4 separate regions of the Mus musculus genome follow, and all the other regions are linked to region 1. The links are chromatin loops, found by intact Hi-C in ENCODE. Cell type or tissue: heart. All regions are shown on one strand.

Region 1 (5,000 bases):
AACATTGGGTAATGATTAGCAATCACAGCCACAATAGAATCGCAAGTCGAGTTCCCATTTACCTGCCCTTCCCTTTATTCTGAAACCCTGGGAACCTCATTACTGAGCGTTCCAGATCCTTCTCTTGCTGGGCTCCCTAAAAGCACATGTGTGGAGGATAATTGAACCTCTCCAGGGCCCGCACTCCACTGAGGCAGACAGGAAGCCTTAGAGAGTCATCTTGGCAGCTCGGTGCCATTTGGGGGATTTATGCCGACTTCACTGCAGATGGTATGTTGTCTCAGTTTGCCTCCCACAAGCTCATGGTTATTATTCTTCTCTGTTTTCCCAAGACTCAAAAATTAGTTGACTCAGAGCGCCCCCAAAATAAAAGGGGAAAACAAGCACAAAGGCCCAAGTAAATATACCAAAAAGCTGGTTATGGATTTTGATTCTTGAGTATTGATTTAAGAATGGGTCACTGCTGAGCGTCACCTATATATGATGCAGAGTAGGAGCAACCCAGTCATTCCCATAACTGACTGAGCACAAAGACCACTGGAAACTTTGTTTGGGGCTATCATCTATTCTTTCTTTCTTTCTTTCTTTCTTTCTTTCTTAGAATTAAATGTTTATTCCTGGGCCCTAGCCCATGAGATTTGGACTTACTGCATTTCAGATGGAGCCTTGAAGCATGCGTTTTAGAAAAGTCTGTTCTGGCAATTCTAGTTTGGAAATATTTGGGGAAGCCACAGGGAGAGGAATATAGTATGGAAAACCAGTCCTGTCAAGAACTAAGGGAGCCCTGGACCTGCTCCCTGGCCATGGGGCCTGCCTCTACATGAGGCCCCCTACTGGTCCTGCAGGCATAGGACAGGATACTTCAAAAAGGGGTTTTCCAGTCCTTGAAGCACCATCAGGAGAGATTGCAAAATGGGCAGATTCTTATTCCCCTAATCCCTAAATAGGAGGCTCGGGGGACCAAGGACTCCACTTGTCTAGCAAGCCGTCCATTTGAAACTGACAGAGGTGCCCCTGAAGACCACTCTTTATAGAGTAGAATCGAAGTCCAGTTTAGAGGCAGCCTATATCAGTAGTATGAGCCTATACAGATGTTCCTTGAGAGTCCCCTCCTACTGCTTCAGTACACAGAACAGCCAACCAGTCATGATCAATAGAAATGGCTGTGATGTCCTGGCTCCTTGACACCCAGGGCACACAGCAGGCTTGATGGTCTAATAAATCATATAAGTATGAATCCCCTTGCCCCCTTGCCCACAGGACAGAGGACCCAGTAGCAAAAGTTCCTCTCACATTACAGGAGGTAATGACAAGGCTATGAGGGATAAACAGTCAGACTCCTCCCTTCTTGGAGCCCAGAGTAGAGCTCCTGTTGTTATGTGGCCTCCCCTTCCTTATTGCCACCCAACGTAGTCTCTCTTTCCTCTGAATCCCTGAGAAGGGTATGTCTTATTAGCATCCTCTCATTTCCTTTAACACTGTGTCCAACCAGCTAGTCAAGTCTGGGCTCCATTTTAGGCAACACCAGGAATGCCTCCCCATTCCCCTCCCTCTGCTTGCTCTGACCAACATCACCAAGTGCTCACTACCATAAGCACAAGGTAAATACAGTAAAGGTGCCCTTGTTATAGCCATGCTTTTCCTCCCCAATTGGTGTGTGTGTGTGATATTGCCATATTAGAAATTATCCTAAAACAGTGACTTGTAAGAGTACAGTTGAGGGGTATGTCCACGAGTCACTAAGACAATTGTTCTCACCTGGCCTCACTGGTGTCTCTTCGGTCAGCAGGGGATGAGGGGGTAGATGAACTTACACTGACTAGAGCACAGCAGGTAGGAAGGTAACCATCAGGGAAGGATGGCTACTACTCCAAGTAACCTCTGTTCTTCCGACACAGGGTGACTTTCTGCTGGGTCCTGAAGTGCTCAGTTACTGATGGCCAAACTGCGTGTCATTATTCCTGCCATTGTTACTGGTCAGAAGAACATCGGACATTCAAGGGCAGAGTCGTCTCTAAGGGGAGGAAACTGCAAAGACAATATAAAAATAAAATCGGATACAAGAAGAGAATCGAGTCCACTTTAGCCAGCAATTGACCGCAATGTGAAAAGACCTCTAACTATGAAATATTTGTCCTTAAAAGGCATAGGCTCATCTTGTAGTGTATTGCTCCTACAGGGGCAGATAAACAACTGTCATTGTCTGGTGGGGTAGTGAATAAATGAATGACTTTCAGGCCCCCAAACAGGGATTTCAGCATTGCCACTTCATCCTCATCCCTGCATAGCTCAGGACTTCCCCTGGAGCTGCCCAGCCTCCCCTTCATAGAGCCCTGCTGCCGTTTCAGATGTCGACGCAGGGCATCCCCAAGACCAGTGAACTGAGGTCAGCAGGAATGTGGTCCAGGCATTGTAACCTAATGCCAAAAAGATATGAACGGAACCACACAGAGAGCGGTGGCATAACAGAACTCCTCCGGAAGTTGCTGAGCCAGGGGAAAAATACACAGTGGTGTCCTCTTTAAAAACAACTGATACCAGCGAGTGCAACAAGGGAATCGGGGTATAAATATGAACTGTACTTGGGAATATGATCCTTATACCAGCAAGAGAGAGGCAGTCTGCGTGATACAGGCAAGGCCAGTACCTCTGGAGACACTCCCACTCACTCTTCCCGTTTAACTTTCCATCCGAGGACTCTGCATGGTCTCAAATCTGCACTCTCCTGCGTCTCACATTTGAACAATGTCTTCCTCTAGCTCAGTGTAGAACTTGAAATGGTCTGTGTTTCCAATATGCATGGAAACATAAGATGGCTTCATCTGAAAGAAATGGTGACAGGTCTCAGGGACCCTGCAGCCACCAAATCCAGCCCTGTGCTACCTTCTCCTTGCTAATTTGCTCACCAGGGTCCTCCACTCTCAGCCAGTCATCCTGAAATCTGACCTGCAGGCTCTGGTCTCTGTTGGGTGTGCCCTGAGCACCCCAGAGCTTTCCTAGGGCTTGGACAGCTCTGAGGCTGGCGGCTTGTTTGCTTCCAATCTTTAATACCAGCAGAGGGAGCAGCAGAGCTCCCAGCCCTGCTTAGATTCCTCACACCAGTCTCCTGCAAACATTTAGACATCATCCCCTCATCCCCCACATGGCTGTGATCAATTTGTTCATTTCAGATACAAGACTGGAGCTCGAAAAAATAAAATAAAATCCAAATACTAAATAATTAACTCGAGGACATCTTCCAAGAAAAATACAAGAATTCAAAAGAATAATCTTCCACTTGAACGATCCGGGCCTCTATTAATTATAACTTCTTATTCACTGATTAATGATTGCTAGGATGACATTTAGAAAAGAAAGTTGGAGAAGGATAATAAAGGAAAGCTTGTCCTCGTGATGAGATCTAGCCATCCTCCCCAGGGAGTGACAGGACTTCGAGTCAGGGACCTCTAGAGACCAGTCCTAGCAAAGATGGGGAGGACTCACATGGTCCTCCAGGGAGAGGCGGGCAATGACCTAAATTGGCACGTCCCTCCCTGATTTCTGATGTGATTGGCAGTTCTGATAATAGTGGTGACAGGAGCAGGAACAAGTACAGACAACATGGATTTGCAGGGAAGATTTAGTTATTTTCAAATAAATTATCGCTACCAGCTTAGCAGGTCAACACAGAGCTCAATGGTTCTATACTGGGGAGTATCCCTCCCCTTTCTCTCTCTCTCTCTCTCTCTCTCTCTCTCTCTCTGTGTGTGTGTGTGTGTGTGTGTGTGTGTACATGCATTAGTGTATGCATGTTCATGCATTAGTGATGATGATGATGATGAAGTAAAGGGTATGAGAGCAGCAAAGGTGCTCAGGCCACTGACCTCACGTCTCTGGGCTTCTTTGCTTCTATGGAACTATGTAGATACAAAAGGAGCCACCTCTACCAAACCTGAATTGCTGACTGGGAAAATAATTTGCCTCAGTTTGGCTTCAGGGGACTGAGAAAATGAGAGGTGCATGCCCCTTTCCTATCCCAAGAGGTCTTTGTTTGGGGTATCTGGGATCCTTCACCTCAGGAGAGTTTTCTTGGCACTTTAGTTTGGAGCTACAGCCAGAAGTTGCAAGTGCCCAGGAAAAAGCACTTGCCCACCTGGAAGAGTAGGACACCCAGGGAAGACTGGAAGGGAAGAGCTCGTTTCAAAAAGCGGTGGGAGTCTTAAGACCAGAGAGGAAGAGCTGACCATACCTGTGAGTGGTGAGGACTCCCTCACACACAGCACCCAGGATCAGTGGCTTCTCCACCACAATACCACCTGCAGACTGTTAGGAACAAACAGAGTGCCTAGCGACATGTGGCTTCAGCCAAGACCTGACAGGTAACAGAAGCAGTGACCACAAGTTTCCTCCACCGTAGACTTAAAGACACAGTAACAGGCACTCATGCTTCTCATTTCCCCAAGTTCCCAAGATGGGGCGAGGGGAGCCAACTCTCAACCTGTTCTGACTTCTCGCCACTGGAAAGCGGGAGTTTAAAGGCAGATTAAGTTGTTGCTAGAACCATGTCAAAGTGTGCTGGCTCTTTCTGCATGTGCTATTCAATGGATTCGGGGTCCCAGACCTGAGTATACAGGGCAACACAAGCGACACCTGGGGCTCACAGTATTCAGAATTCTGCCCTGCACATTGAGTGAAATCCCACTCTCTTGCGCCCTGCCAGCCTCCATTCTGCCCTTCCCCCCCTCCCTCCTTCCCCTACCTACTTGGGTGGGCCCTAGCTGGGTCTGGGCAGAGGTGTCTAAAGAATCCGTGGTCTAACAGAATTAGTGGACACATTTCAGCTCCAGCGTCTCTCTCAAGTCCTTCCTTCGTGCCCCTCCCAGCAGGCTGTCAGTGAGTGCTGAGTGATTTATTAGGCAATTTTTCTCTTTCCATCCTGAAAATGGAAGTCGAGCTCCCCTCTAGCTCTGCTGAGGACTAGCCTGGGAGCAGCATCTTCTGAACTCTAGCCGTGATTCTTA
Region 2 (5,000 bases), 510 kb after region 1:
TTACAAAATAATCCAGAGGCAAAGATGGATTCAAAGTGAAAGAAAGGTTATGAGACCTTGATGTCAAAGATTTTTTTTTAAGTTTTTTAATACCTGATTTCAGATTCCACATAATCAGTGTCTGAAGGATAAACTTGCTCATGTTCTGTTTTCATGTGGTATCAAAAGAAAACTGGTAAATCAGGAAAGGCTATTTAACTATTTCCCCTTTCTCCTGTTCCTCTCTGTGTGAGTGTGAGTTGGTGTGCATCTCTGTGTGTGTGTTTGTGTTATACATGTGTGTGCATCTGTGTGTGTAAAGGCCAGATGAGGATGGGATGTCTTCCTCTATTGCTCCCCACCTCATTACCTTAACATGAGTCCTCTCGCTGAACACAGACTCTGCGTTGAGGCAGGCAGCACCCCAGCATCTGCCTCTCTCCACCCTGCAGTGCTGGGGTTACAGTGCACCTGGCCGTGCGTTACATTTCTGGGGACTCCGGGACTAGAACCCAGGTCTTCCTGCTTGCACAGCAAGCACTCTTACCCAATCAACTGTCTCCGTAGCCCCTATTTATCTCTTTCCAAATCTTAGATTTGAATGAGACTAGTTTTTTCTCCATATACTTGTACTGAAACAACATGTCCCAGTGTGTTGAATCCCAAAACGGACACAAGTATTCAGCTATTCTATTCTGCCAGATGCTAAAGAGATTTGCAAAACTATCAATGCCAGTATTCACATTAAAGTTTGTATATTATCATTTCTTGTCCATTTAAACAGTGTTATTACTGCTTGACATAGGGGTACACATACCCTGTAAATCCAGCACTTGGGAGGCAGAGGCAGGTGGATTCCTGAGTTCGAGGTCAGGCTGGTCTACAAAGTGAGTTCCAGGACAGCCAGGGCTACACAGAGAAACCCTGTCTCGAAAAAAATCAAAATAAACAAACAAACAAAGGTTTAAACAAAGTCTCACTTTTCTTTCTAATAATGTTGATACATGCCAATCAATTTTACCTCACAGACATTCTGAGGGCCTCTCAAGGAGTCTGCACTAGTGTGAAAGATTCCTGTAAGCAACAGGTTTAAGACATGAAGCTCAGAGTTCCTCTCTAACCCGCTTAGTTACCTACTTAGCAACCCAATGCCTTCTTTAACAAATATTTCTATTCTTCTGTCCAAAGGAACTTATTTAGGGCTGGAGAGATGGCTCAGTAGTTAAGGGCACTGACTGCTCTTGCAGAAGACACAGATACAACCCCTAGCATCCACACAATGACTGACTTACAATCATCTGTGACTCCAGTTGCAGGGGACCTGACACCTTCCTCTGACCTTTGCAGGCAGCAGACACACAAGCGTATGTAGGCAAAACATATAGGCATGTAGGCAAAACGAATATACAAAGTAAAAATCTTTTAAAATTCAGAACCTAATTTTTAAAAGTATAATGTTGTAAGTGCCCCTAAAACTGCTTTTTCTGTCATCTCCTGGAGCCTTGCCTATGATCCCGTGCCCATACAGCCTGGTGCTCAGCAGAATGTTCCCGTCAAACCTTTGAGACAGCGTTGTGTAATTCCTGCCTCCCTTACATTCTGCTAGGCCAATTCCCACCACCCGGCCTCTCCTGGCCTGTCTGCTCCGCTAAGAGCTTGGAGTTTGGCTTGCTTTTCTGTGCCTGAGCTCTGGCCTGGAATTTGCTCCATGGCAGAAATCTGGAACCACCTAGTATCTGATTACCTCATCTGTCCCTTTTCAACCGATTTCTGAACCTTCGATAACTTTGTTCCACCTTCTCTAGTTTTCTGGAAGCTTCCGTGGAGAGCTGGCCCCATGTCTGTGGGCTTTTGATAACTGGAATACTCTTTTAACCCCCTTGCTCTGTTTGAAACAAAAGGCCCTGGATTTTAGCCATCCCAGGCCCTGGGGAGTAAGCAGGGCTCACCTTTAGCCTGGCAACATGGGCCTTCTGAGGGTTCCAGAACTCTGACCTTAAACTCCAGCGCTAAACAACACGTTGCCCTCCCCACGCTTCCAAAGAATGAAAGGGAAGCATTATATTTTTAGCTTAAAAGTCCTGGCTTTCAAGGGTTGGTATAAATTAACATGGCGGAAGGGGGTACATCCTAAGCCAAAATGTTAACAAGGACAATGGGCCTCTGAGAAATCAACTTCTAGTCTTTTTTTTTTCCTGGACTTTCCAAATTTTAAATAAATGAACAAGGGCTATCTTTAGAAAACAGAACAATGTCCCATATTTGTGGTCCCCTCCCACTGGCTGACTTTTCTTTGTGCTTTAGTACAAATATAGGCCAGGGTGTGACTGATAGTTGATAGCTCGCCTGGGTGTGGATCCTCCCTTCCCTGTCTCCCAGAAGAAGGTTCTTTGAAGAGCTTCCGTGTTTGTCCAGCAAATGACTACAGCCTAAGAAAACTCAACTTTCTCAGAAAAAATTTCCAGACATTTCTGATTACAGCCAAGTCTCCAAGAGAAGCCTGAGGGAAGGAGTCCTGAGGAGAAAATGTTTTGTTTCTGACCAGGGGCTTGGGCCCCCTCACCCCCTCGGGCGCCCCACTCTGACCCCACCCGTCCCACCCACACCTTAGTAGCCTTTGCTCTCTATCAGCTCAAGCCCAACAGAGGGTAGCCCTTCTACTGTGATACCCAGCTGCTGTCACTCAACGCCTGCGTCCCCTTTAAAAATGAAAACAAGTTCCTCAGACTCCAGAGCAGGAACTCTGGAGACGTTAGCATATTCTGGCAAGGCGCCTGATGGATAATAGATAACAGGTTATCCAGGAAATAATTAGAAGCCTGCGCCCACACGGATCGGTTGCACACACTGACCCCTGTCATTCAGGATGTGGCCCTGACAGTAAGAACCCTTTCTTCTTTCGCTTTCAGGCGTCAGAAAAATGTCAGGCTTCTCTCCTGCCTTTATGCGGTGACAAGTTAACAAATGCTGAGTTTCCAAAAGGCACTTATAAGACCCTCCGAAGCATGAGTTCTCACGAGTCTGGGGAACCAGTAGGTTCCCTCCCATGAGCCCCTGGGCGGGGCGGGGTAGGGGAAATCACTTCCTCAGCCTCGTGCTGCTGTGTAAGGAGTCCTTGCTTCCTTCTCTCCACCCCTCCCTGTTTCTTTCCACCCCTTGCCTGAAGTTCTACCCCTGACCAGCTACTTTCAAAGTCCATGCCTGGCTGCTGAGCAGAGTCTAAGTAGCCACCCGGACTCTTCTCCAGCTGGGGACATTACCCCACACCCCACACCCCCAATATGCACCGATTTTGTTTGCTCTGAGATTCGGAAGTATTCACTTTTGTTTGTTAAGTACAGTCTCTGTATGCATCCACTGCTGTAGATATGTTGATGCGGTTATGACAGTCCATGGCTTCCACCATCTTTATCTTTTTCTTTGGTGAGATGTGTGATCTGAATGTAGATAGGAACTGTGACTAAGGGACTTCCCTGCCTTCCCTGCATTGAGCAGATGAAGATTGCTAGTAAGTCTATTCTTGGATCCTAAAGGCAGTGGGTTCCATTTTTCTCTTTCTACATCTTTGAGTGGGGTTGCATGTTTGTTTGTTTGTTTGTTTGTTTGTTTGTTTTTCTGTTCTAAAATCAAGAGTAATAATAAAGACCCCTTACTCTGACCATGACATTTCGACCAACACATTGTGTGTACCTCTGAACTCGCTCCAAAGTCTCCCTTTATTCTCCTCATTTCACAGACCAGAAAACTGAATCTTGGGGCAACTAAAAGTAAAGTAAAAACTGGAGTTATCAGATCCTAAGTTCTATCATCACACAAGCCTATTGTCCTGCACAAACAAACAGGCAAACCTGGGCCAGGCAAACTACACCATGCTACTTCATTCACGTCTTATACCCATATACGCTAACTCTTTCAAGGAAAGAGACCTGTGCCCTGGAAGTTATTAAGGAAAGCCCTCCCTTGAGAAGGGTGGTGGGAAGCTGTGGTGTATCCCCTATAGCATCCAAATCAACCATAGGTTTCATTTCATTTGAACCTCACATTAGAAATGAAGTTTAAGCTAAGAGCTGAGAAACGGTTTGCTCCAGGACCTTGGGTTTGTAGGTAGTTTGGATTCAGACTTCTAATTCTTAACTCTCTCCATACCTATGTTACCATCTCAGTCATCCCAAGATGCTTCAACAAACCACACAAAGAACTGTGCAGGCCTTCCCAGACCCTTGGCTTGTTTAGTAGTTAATAGTTTGTAAAGTTAATCATGTGGTCAAGAGTTTGCACTCCAGAACAAAATTTGCCAAGGTCAAATGTCAACTCTGGCACTAGCAACTTCTAAGATTCTGCCCCAGTGTCATTGTTTCCTCAACTAGAAGATAAAGGAGCATAGTTAGTCCCCTCAGACTGCTCTGAATAGGGTGTGGGAGAACGTGATGGGGTCATGATCCCTTCCAAGGAAGCTATCAGTAAACGGAAGTTGTTAACAATTTCTGCTGTCACCAGTAGCTGAATTGACAGAGGAGTGCCAGTTTCAGCCAGCGTAGTTTATGTTTTCCTGTTAGAGACAGACAGGCTCTCCAGAGTCACTGCCTCAGCTTCAATCCCCACCACCAGTACACACGAAGCAGACACTGGGGCAAAGGTTTGAGGACAAGGAGTTAGCTTGGTCAGTGATCCCACAAAGTGAGAAAGTGGGAAAAGTGAGCCAGGGATGAGAGTGTCACAGAAACATCACAGGAGTGTTACAGGACTATCAAAGGAGTGTCACAAGAACATCACAGGAGTGTCACAGGACCATCACAGGAGTGTCACAGGAACATCACAGGAGGCTACCGCTTGGGACTAAGCTCTGTATAGACTCAACAGACCAGAAGAAAAATTGAAATCAAACTGACATTCTCCATCACTAAACCAAAACTAAGTTGTTATCTGGACTTCTGGGAGGGGTGGATGGATCACCATCTAATCAGTTAGCTTTTTTCTATTAGTTTGTCTCTCTGCACTCCCTCGCTTACCAGGAAAGTAGC
Region 3 (5,000 bases), 99 kb before region 1:
AGTTTAGAAATAAGTATTTAATGTTGGCATATCAGAGAAATGATGATTAAATGACAAACACGAAGTGTCCTACCCCTATCTGATCACAGACTGTTGATACTACTGGGTGTGGGGTTACCAGAAGTCTAAATTCATTTATTTTGGTCACAATTTGTCAGTACCTCAAGTGGTGTGTGGTGTGTGTGTGTGTGTGTGTGTGTGTGTGTGTGTGTGTGTTTCCATGACCCTATAACAGCACTACTAGATCTGCCTCCATGTGAATTCAAAGACTAAACTACATTGTTGAGAATACCATTATTCACAAGAACCAGACTAGAAGCTGCCCAAAAGTCCATCAGTGGTAGACTAGCTACACAATGATATAGTCAGGCAGTTGAATACTGCACAATAATGAAAAATGAATAAACCATACTTGCTCTTACCAATAGAATGTTAAACAAAAGAAGGCAGGCACAAAGGAGTCCATGCTATGGGATTATTCTCCCACAAAGCCACAAAGCTCAAACTTGGTCAATAAGAGCAATGGCTGCCATGGCTAAAGGACTCCTGGTGTGTCCTGTGTCATTTACATTCTGTTTCCTGGTTTGAGTGATGGCTATGAGAGTGTGTTTTGTTTATGAGTATTCTTTGAGTCTATATTTATGTTTTAGAATGTGTTTATGTTCCAATCATATATGAAATTCATATATACATATTCGTTTATGTGTATTCATTTTAAAATTTCAATAAGAACTCCTAATTCTGAGCCTGCTTCTGCTCTTGTCCTATAAAACATGCAATTTGGGAAGTTTTCTCAGTGGAAGAAGGTTTCTCTCTTTTTAAAATCACCTCGTCACATGTCCTGTTTGGATAGATATTTTTTCCTCTTTTCTCTTCTATTTTATTTACTTCTAAATTTAGCTCTTTGCTCTTAGAAGGTCTGATCAGAGGGAAGCTTCAAGACTGACACCATGTTGGAAGCCCAGGTCTACGTAGGAAGGCTGCTGGCTCTCATGACATTTTAAAAATTAGATTGCAATAGCAAGAAGCTGTGCTTAAAGCCAGATGCTGTTGAATGCACCTTTAATCCCAGCACTGATGAAATGGATACAGTACGATATTGAGATCCAGGCCAGCCTGGGCTACATAGTGAGACATTGTCTATAGACACAAAAACAAAACAAAGCACTGTTAAATCCCAGAAGTCTCTTGGGATGTTGATGCTTATTGTTGCCAGCACAGCAGGGACACAGTCACATCTTAGACAGAAACAGCAATGATGAGGAGCTGAAGTCAAAATTAAAATTAGAGCTAGTGTGTGTGTGTGTACGTGGTGGTGGTGGGGGGTATATCTTATCTTAACATTAGGCCTCAATTGTTTCTCTGTGGGCTGATCAGGGATCCCACAGGGACAGAAGAAGATGAGGTGACCAACCAGGGATAGCAGGGAAGCGGGAGCCAGGTGGAGAGAGATGGCACCTGGTGATTAATCACAGCCCAGGGAGTCTGGTGGTACCCAGTACCACTCACCAGCTTCCAGGGTTTAGTTTCCTCTGTGATTCCTAAAGCCTGCTTTGATAGTTTAAAAATCACATTTTGTTTTTTCCAGGGGGAGTTTTTTGTTTTTTTTAACTCCTTAAGCAAACATTGATTTATCTCCTCCTTCCTGGAGTTGTGCTGCTGACTAAAACAACTCTCTCTCTCTCTCTCTCTCTCTCTCTCTGTGTGTGTGTGTGTGTGTGTGTGTGTGTGTGTGTGTGTGTGTAAGAAGAGGTTTTGGGGTTCGTGCAGCTGCAGACAGGAAGGGAAAGCAAAGAGAGGAGACCTACCTTCCCCCCACCCCCCACCCCCGTTTATAACATCACAATCTGGAGCTCAAATTGTACAAACAGAGACAGTGGCATCATGCACAGAAAAAAAGGCACTGGGTACTCTGAACTTTGGACATCTAATTTTTGATTATCCAAGTCAGTAAACCCTGTCAAGGTCAAAACACAAGACCTCGAAGGTATGAGAGCATTTCACTCCTGCTAGCAGACCTCCTCCAGCCTAGGAGACCAGGAGTTTCAGCGTCTGGAGATCCAAGACCTGGGAAATTCCTGAGAGAAAAGAGACCAAGGAGCCAGACTGGGGTACAAATCCTCTGAGGGGGCTCTTGAAGCACTGCGGCCCACAGCCGAGCTTCCTTCCGCAAGGCTGTCAGAGCCCTGCAGAGGGCGCATGTGAGCAGCTTGGAGACTTAGACCTGCGTGTGCAGAAAGCTGAACTGGTCCCTCCTATTCTCTTTGGAAAGGCTGGTGAGAGTCCCAAGCCTCCTCTCAACTCTTTAAGTAGTTAAAAAGCATCCTTTATTCTGGCTCTTGTTGGCAGAGTGATGTGTAAGGACTGGAGAAAAGAAGAGTAGACCCGCCTCGAGCTATCCTGGAAGCTGTTAGGTTGCTGTCACCATGCTGTCAGGGATCCCACTTGTCACTTGGCATTCAGAGACCCTCAGTGGTTACTCTCAGCCTGTGGACAGAGTGTTGTAGTGGGCTCCAATTCACAAGATGACGAGGAGCCACTGGCACCTTCACATAGCCAGAAGGACAAAAATAGGCTTCAAAATCAAATTCCAGGGCTGGGGGCGGGGGTGGGGTGGGGTGAATTAACTGCTCATAGCGCTTACTGCACAAGCAGGAGAACCCGTTTGAATCCCCAGAACCCAGGTAAAAAGCCAGGAGAGGTTGTATTGTCACATGTAACCCCAGTGCTATAGGGAACAGAGACCGGAGATCAGTGGGGTTTACTGGCTGCCACACCTAATTCCAGATTCAGTGAGAGGCCCTATCTCAAGGGAGTAAAAGTCAGACACCTGACATCGTCCTCTGCACACCACATGCATACACACCAAAGTCGGGTTCCATAACAATGGGATAAGAACTGAGAACGGAAACTCCTGAGAAGAAGCTGTGTCTGCAGAGACTGGCTGACTGGTTAGAATTTCAGTACTGTACAGAGACTGCAGTGTGACAGGTCAGGTTGGGGGTGGGGGTGGGGGGCTAATTACCTTCTCTGAGGCTAGTTCTAGCCCTCTGGATCCATCATTCCTTGCCCTTTTATTGTGTCAGAACTAGCATCTTTTGGTTAATAGATTAAAAATCTTTTGGAATCTACTAACTTAGCAAACCATTAGCTTCCACCAACCCAAAAGCTACCGATGCCATCAGAGAACATCTCAAACCTACAGAAAAGCGAGTCACCAATCACCTCTCTGGTTATACCCACTTTCTTTGCTCAGTAAAACTATAAAACTTCATGAAACCGCTTCCACGTTAGGACATAGAATTTGGAGCTAACCTAAATCTGTGTTCTCATGGCCCCTCAAAATAGCTCCAGAATAAACTGCCCCTTGTTTCCTTTAAGGTAAGAGTGTGCTTTTTACCTCAACAGAACGACGAGGGGGTTCTATTACAAAGTACCTGTATGGCTTTAGGCAAATCATTTCACAAACTCAAGTCTGTGGGCCTCTCAGGAAGCTGAATAGGGGACAACAGCTATGAAGCTTGGCAGGAGAGTAGGTGCTCCGTTATTGGCGCCTCTCCCACGCACATAATTGTTCAATACGCGTCTTTGAGAGAGAAGCGGCAAAATGCTGTGTCATCACTTGACTGTTTGATCTGCATAAGTGCTACTCAAAGAAAAGCTGAGCTAGTCTCTGTGTAAGGAGTGAGGCTGGGGAGGCCAGCAGGAAGGGGGCTCTCCTGGGTTCTCTGTTGAATTAATAAGCTGGGTAATTTTCAATTGAGAGAAAACATCTGGGTCTTGGAGTGTAAGGAGCTTGATAACTCAAGAAGAGAAGAGCATCCAAGTGGGAAGAAGCGAGCAAAAAGTCCAACTGAGGTTCTACAGGGTGCTCCCAGTTAGATGTCTACAGCTTGGCATTCTGCTGCTGTTGGGGTCACAACACACAGGAGGCCGGGCTTGAGGGTAGTCCGACATCCTGGCATGCTACTTCGATTAAAGATCTGGGTAAAATCACCTCATCGGAAGCAGTTAATGTGATTTTAAATGAAAATAAGCATTATGTTATGCAATAAAGGGCAAAGTCGAGATGGATATTTACGATAAGGGAGTATCGTGCATACGAGGTCTAGATCACAGACCCTGTGGTCTTGTTCTGTTTCTTCTGTCACTGGGGCACTCTGGATGAAGGAAGAGGAAGAGGCCACAGGATGAGGAGCTACCCAGGATATGTGAACGCCTTTGAGCTGAACTTTGGATGCAGCAGAGGGTCTTTATAGCCTCCCCATGGGAGCCAGCTATGCTGCTAAAGAGCCATGGTGGCTTCACTGTAGGGCCTTGCTGCCTGGCTAGCAGAACTGAGGGCAGCACTGTTTAATTAGTCTCTTACCAAGATCCTCAGTGGCCCCTTACAGCTGCTGAGCAAAGTCTGAACTGCAGCCTGGGCTACAGAAGCTGTTTTGAGACTGGACTGCCAGCCAGCAAGGCTGGAGGCGAGGCTAAGCATTGAACTCTCTCAGAGGTCGCAGAAGTTACAGCCAATGCTTCTTGTGGCTTGAATCTTACATTGTCCCTCAAAGGCCGTGTGTTGATGACGTGATTGCTAACGTGAGGTACTACGGAGAGATGATAGCTAATGGAAAGGAATTAGGTCATCGACCTTCAAAGGGACACGTCCCACCTCGGTTTCTGGCTACCATAAATTGAAAGACCGCCTCTACCACATGCCTACTGCATCTGCTGTGATTTACTGTGTCATCTCATAAGCACAAAGCACGGGCCCAGGTAGCCATGGACTGAGAAGATAAGCAGAAATGAATCCTTCCTCCATTTACGTATTAATTAATTAATTAATTAATTTATTAATTATTGTGCATGTGGGGGCAGTGCATGTGAGGATGCAGGTACCTGTACCTGTGCATATTCACATAGAGGCCTGCGGATGGTGTTGGGTATCTTCTGTTATCTCTATCCACCTTACTGCCTTGAGACAGGGTCTCTCACTGAATCAAAAACGTGTC
Region 4 (5,000 bases), 210 kb before region 1:
GATGGATAGGTAATGTTAGAACTGACTTGTAAGCCCAATGCCCTGTTTACTCACACGTTATTCCAGAAACATCACTGGAAAACCTTTCTAGAACAAAAGGGCCCACCTCTTGTCCAAAGGGAACTCAAGAGTCTCACTGGGGCACATCTTATAATCTCTGAGGCTAGACATATTTTCTCTGCCTGGCAGGAATGGTCATCAATGACATTAGGCTGTATCCACGGGATGCATTCCACATTGTGATGGAACATTTTCAGATGTGGAACATGAACCAAGTTGAATTTGACGACAGAATTAAAAACAACCGTTATTATTGGGTTTTAGTCAATTGCTTGGGCCCCAAAATTTGTTTGAAGTTACCTTGCGGCCGTCGCTTGGAATCGGGCTTCTTGCTCGTCTTGGAGTTGGAACAGCACCTGGTCCTGTGGTTGATTCCGCTCACAAATGAATCAGCTACAATGTGATGACGAGGAATGCAGCATGAGAGTCAGAGAAACCAGGAGCGTGTCTGACAGGAAGCGAATATTTGGACATTAAAAAGACTACAGAGCTGTTCACAGTTGTGTGATATAGTTTAAGTGTCTTAATGTGAAAGCTCTCTGGTTAGGAAAAATCCAGCCCACACATCAGCTAATTGTCTTTGGGAAAGTTATTTAATATCTCTAAACCTAAATGGCCTCGTATGGACAGAAGGAGGAGAAAGAGAGACACAAAGGACTTTTAAATGAGATAGTCCATGTACACCAACCACCTTAAATAGGATTATTACCATAGGGTCTATGAACCAAGTCTTACAAATAAGACATTGAATGGGAGATAATTAGTAATTGGAGATTATGTGTAGCTAGATGTTCAGGGTGATTGCTAGTGAATGAAGCCATCTCCATGACAACCATGGTGTGTTTTACTTCACACCCCCTCCCCCTCCCATGGATCACCTAAGGCCCTGTTTTACTTTTTAGCTGCAAGACCCTCTGACCATTCTGAGTGCATTAATAGGATAAACAAAAAAGTTTCTTCTTTTAAAAGTAGCTTTTAGTCATTTCAAGTAATCTATGAAGGCATCCTCTTTAAAAAATCAACATTACAGAGAAGACAGACATCTGTCATTTCTATTCTCATTTTTATTCCAGAGGTAGCTCTCCCTATCAGTTAAATGAGCCTCATGCATTTTGCAATGCATTAAACATGTATGTTACCTTACCTGTAGAGAAACACACTGTGTTGTATGGTTAGGCTTTTTACATATGTCATGATAGCATGTGTCACTCCGTGGCTTCATCGTCTTTGCTCAGTCAGTAGTAGTTTCTGAGTTCTTTACCTGTCAGTACACATAATACATTATTTTAAAGTCTACCTTAAGTGTCTGGGAGCGGGCTGGTGAGATGGCTCAGTGGGTAAGAGCACCCGACTGCTCTTACCGAAGAGTCCAGAGTTCAAATCCCAGCAACCACATGGTGGCTCACAGCCATCTGTAACGAGATCTGACTCCCTCTTCTGGAGTGTCTGAAGGCAGCTACAGTGTACTTACATATAATCAATAAATAAATCTTAAAAAAAAAAAGTGTCTGGGAGCATAGCTCAGTGGCACGGTGGTGGTGTGGCTTGCATAGAGCCCCTGGTGGTGTGGCTTGCATAGAGCCCCTGGTTTCACGCCCTGCACTGCACTAAGCAAACAAAGACGTTGCTCTGTATCTGTGTTTTTGGATGAGCCGATGTACTTAGCCAGCTCCGTTTAGGCGGCCATGTAAGTCACTTCACATTTTAGTAGCTGCTGTCAAGTCACTCTACAAAGCTTGTATCCCTGACAGCAGAATATGGAAATAAGCTGGCTTAGCTTTTGTAGATGTTTTCTAGGGTTTGGGAGTCCATTTTCCTGCTTGACCATGAAACTGAGTACGTTTGCTGTGTATTTATGGGCTATTTGTACTTCTTTGTCTGTGAACTGGCATTTTGTATCTTTGCAATATTTTCCTATTAGATTTTTTCATTTCTTTTTATTAAAGAGATTCTTTATATATTCTAGATACTGATCCTATATTGAAAGCATTTTGCCCCTTTGTCTCTTAAGTTTTTATGTTTTTTTTTTCAGCCATAAAGATGTTCTTGGTGTTAACATAGTCCAATTTATTAGTCTTATATACCCTAGGGATTTTTGCACATTGTTTAGAAATCTCTATTATGACAAATCGGGGGGGGGTGTCTTCCTCAATTCTATGGTTTCTTTGTGCATCTTGGTTATTAAGGACTGAGGTGTTCTAGGCAAAAAAAAAAAAAAAAGGTCGCACACACATTTCAGGTGTCTCAACAACCCAGCTGTGACTGCCACCTTGACAGGTCAGAACTGGCCCGGCCCTCCAGGCACGCGCGATCCCAGAAGTGTCCAGCAGAGGGCGCTGTCTGAGCAGGTCTGCCAGTCTCCACTAGGGCCCCGGAAGGATTCTGTCTCACCAAAGAGAACATTTTAACTGCTCAGAAATTAGTAAATTCCAGTGAGAGAGGCTGTAGCTGAGCCAGGAAAAAGACCAGGAGCAAAGTCTGTTTCTCTGTGTACTCCACAGTGGGAAGTGAATCGGGCCAAGGGGAAAGTGTCCTGGCGGCCTCTGTGTTTTCATGGCAGCCGAGAGCGCGCAGATCAAAGCGCTCCAGCATCACAGAAGGTTTTCTCCAAGGGAAGCTTCCATGTCTGTTTAAGTCTGGTCCACACTCCTGAGATGAAAGCTCCAGTTTTACAGAGGAAATGCTATTTACTGGACAAACAACAGGCGGGATGGAGACATGTAATCCCCAAATTTAGTCTGATTTCATCAATAATTCAAAATCCTGGCTCCTTTTGCATGAGGGGTGGGGCAAAAAGAGGCCAGTGGCCAGAGGCACAGCTGACTTCAGAAGGGAAGTCCAGGAATTACCAAACAATTCGCTTCAGTACAGCTCCCTTCCAGCCTCGCCAGCGCCGCCGTGTACTGAGCTAACAGGGCTGGTTTCGTTGGCTTGTTTAGTATTGTTGATGTGGGTTCAACTGCATCATGGAACCAGAGGAGCATTGACAATGAAGCCCATAGATCAGCATAAATATATTGATCCAAATGAATGTACGATTCTGAACAAGCCTCTGTGTTCACGGGTGGGTTTTTCCTGCTTGCCACTCAGAAACTTTGAGCCTTCCTCTGCACCTAGCTGTGTGGCTGGCTCAGGAAGGCTTGGTGAGAGAGTGTGGCTCCTTTGTCTTTCAGAATCAGGGAAGCACTGGGCCACCTGAATACACAGCCCTTTTCCCCACAGATGCCTGGGAGTGTTAGAGATTTTCAGATGGGCGAGGGTTTCCATAACCCCTTTTGCCTTCCATTAACACTGCTTAGAAACAGCCCCTGCATTAATTATCTTCAGCCATTTCTTTTGAGCATACTCTTTGATCTCTGCCCCAACCTTGACTAACACAGAAACCTAGATCCATCTTAATTCCTCGTGCTTAAAACAGGTCAAATGTAGTCAATGTTTACTGTAGGTTTGGACTTCATCGTCGACACAAATAATTTGTTAAGTCCAATAGTGGCTGCTGTCTCCATGCCTTTTCCAGACACAGATCAAGACAATGTAAATATGCCTTTAAAAACCCTGCTGGGGAGGGACAGGGTATATAGCTGGGCTGGGAGAGCTTGTGTCCAGTATGTTTGATCCCTGGCATTGCTCTCGTCCCCCATCCCCACGTCCCCAATGCCATCTAGATACATCTTCTGCCATTCTCTACCATTGGTTTATCAGAGCCCCTTCCCCCAGGCTCACAGAAATGTCTCATTTGCTGTAAATAGTCTCCAATTCAGTCATAAACTTTGAAAGCAAGAACCTGGAAGCTGAAAGGATCAGAGGACCCAATTTGGAGGCCCATGATGGTCTGACTGATTCATTAAGGGAAGGCTGTAGGTAGTTGCCAGAGACGTAAATTGCATTTATATGCTGCCCTCCCCTTCAGGGAGGGGATTGCTGTCTTGTAAGCTAAACAGGCAATAAACTGCCACTCTAAGTAGGTAAAGCCATTTAGTCTTCATCTCTCCGGCAGATATACATGACGAAGTGAGGTGCTCCACCAGCCCCCTTCTCCTCACCTTCCACCTGCAAGCTGCAAGCCTAAACAAAGCAACAAAACCCAGAAATGGTGACAGGAGAGAGACCCCAGTCTATATATAGGGTAACCCCCAATAACAGAGAGCTTTTAGACACCTGCTTTAATTAAACCCTGAGCCCGTTTGGTGGCCCCCTTTCTTTTCCTTGCGCTACTGAGGATTGAACCCAGGCCCTGCATGTGCTACCGCTGGGCTATATCCATTGCTCTTTTTAAATTTTATTTTGATACAAGGTTTCATTGTATAACCCAAGCTGGCCTCAAACTTGAAACTTTCCTGCCTCAGTCTCTCTACCTGGCTGAGGGTATAGCCCTGTGCCACCGTGTCCAACTACTGAGCCTTGTCCCACAGACTCCCCTAGATTTTTTCACCTCTCCTTCCTGGCTGTTCCTCTTCATCTGTGGACTCTTGCCCAGACCACTTTCCATCTCGTTTTCAGCCCTTATGCACTGACACCTTGATCATCTACATTTTAGGACTGTTAAAAATCTCTGTGTTTGCATTCAGTTGCCACCTCTGTCCCCTTGCTTTGAGTCCCCTGGGCCACCACAGTACCTTTACAATGTGCTGACACTCCTGCCATCAGTATGGCCTGCAAACCGGTGTGGCCCAATCCTCCCACCACTTCTGTGTCCTCTGACGCCATGCCCCCGTATGCTGTTTGGGTTTCTTGCTTTCTCCGTGTAACCCAGAGGCTCTCAAGCCTTCCAGTGCTGTGACCCTTAATACGGTTCCTCATGTTGTGATGACCCTTATCACAAAATTATTTTCATTGCTACTTCATAACTGTCATTTTGCTACTGTTATGAATCATAATGTGAATATCTATGTTTTCTGGTGGTCTTGGGTGACCCCGGTAAAAAGGTTGTTCAACCCCAA

Evidence for each region. A loop is a pair of places that touch in the nucleus more often than their neighbours do. Peaks named below come from ENCODE experiments on the same cell type or tissue, not always from the same donor. Only the 100,000 strongest peaks of a DNase experiment are listed, where the experiment ranks them.
Region 2: it touches region 1 in a loop (2.4-fold over the local background); 3 of 42 quality-filtered maps call a loop at or near these places.
Region 3: it touches region 1 in a loop (7-fold over the local background); 8 of 42 quality-filtered maps call a loop at or near these places.
Region 4: a loop joins it to region 1, with 3 times the contacts of the local background. A loop is called at or near these places in 9 of 42 quality-filtered maps.

Annotation. Positions count from the first base shown.
Region 1 is chr12:77,566,526-77,571,525 of GRCm38, reverse strand. Gm35240 (a long non-coding RNA gene) reads right to left here. Exons shown (of 4, transcript XR_381707.3): 2 at 1,815-2,028. Among named protein-coding and RNA genes, the nearest start is that of Gm35240, 15 kb to the right of the region's middle. In heart, CTCF peaks have their summits at 833 (motif pointing left) and 3,052 (motif pointing right); no DNase peak of the experiment used is centred here; H3K27me3 peaks cover 1,887 bases.
Region 2 is chr12:77,058,257-77,063,256 of GRCm38, reverse strand. No RefSeq gene overlaps it. Among named protein-coding and RNA genes, the nearest start is that of Gm35189, 5.7 kb to the right of the region's middle. In heart, no CTCF peak of the experiment used is centred here; DNase peaks (open chromatin) are centred at 1,946, 2,356 and 3,066; H3K4me3 peaks cover 886 bases; H3K27ac peaks cover 887 bases; H3K27me3 peaks cover 399 bases.
Region 3 is chr12:77,665,207-77,670,206 of GRCm38, reverse strand. No RefSeq gene overlaps it. Among named protein-coding and RNA genes, the nearest start is that of Gm35440, 82 kb to the left of the region's middle. In heart, a CTCF peak has its summit at 2,188 (motif pointing right); no DNase peak of the experiment used is centred here; H3K27ac peaks cover 781 bases; H3K27me3 peaks cover 206 bases.
Region 4 is chr12:77,778,968-77,783,967 of GRCm38, reverse strand. Gm35440 (a long non-coding RNA gene) reads right to left here. Exons shown (of 4, transcript XR_381711.3): 2 at 1,205-1,321; 3 at 361-453. Among named protein-coding and RNA genes, the nearest start is that of Gm35488, 31 kb to the left of the region's middle. In heart, a CTCF peak has its summit at 2,393 (motif pointing right); a DNase peak (open chromatin) is centred at 2,657; H3K4me3 peaks cover 477 bases; H3K27ac peaks cover 281 bases; H3K27me3 peaks cover 437 bases.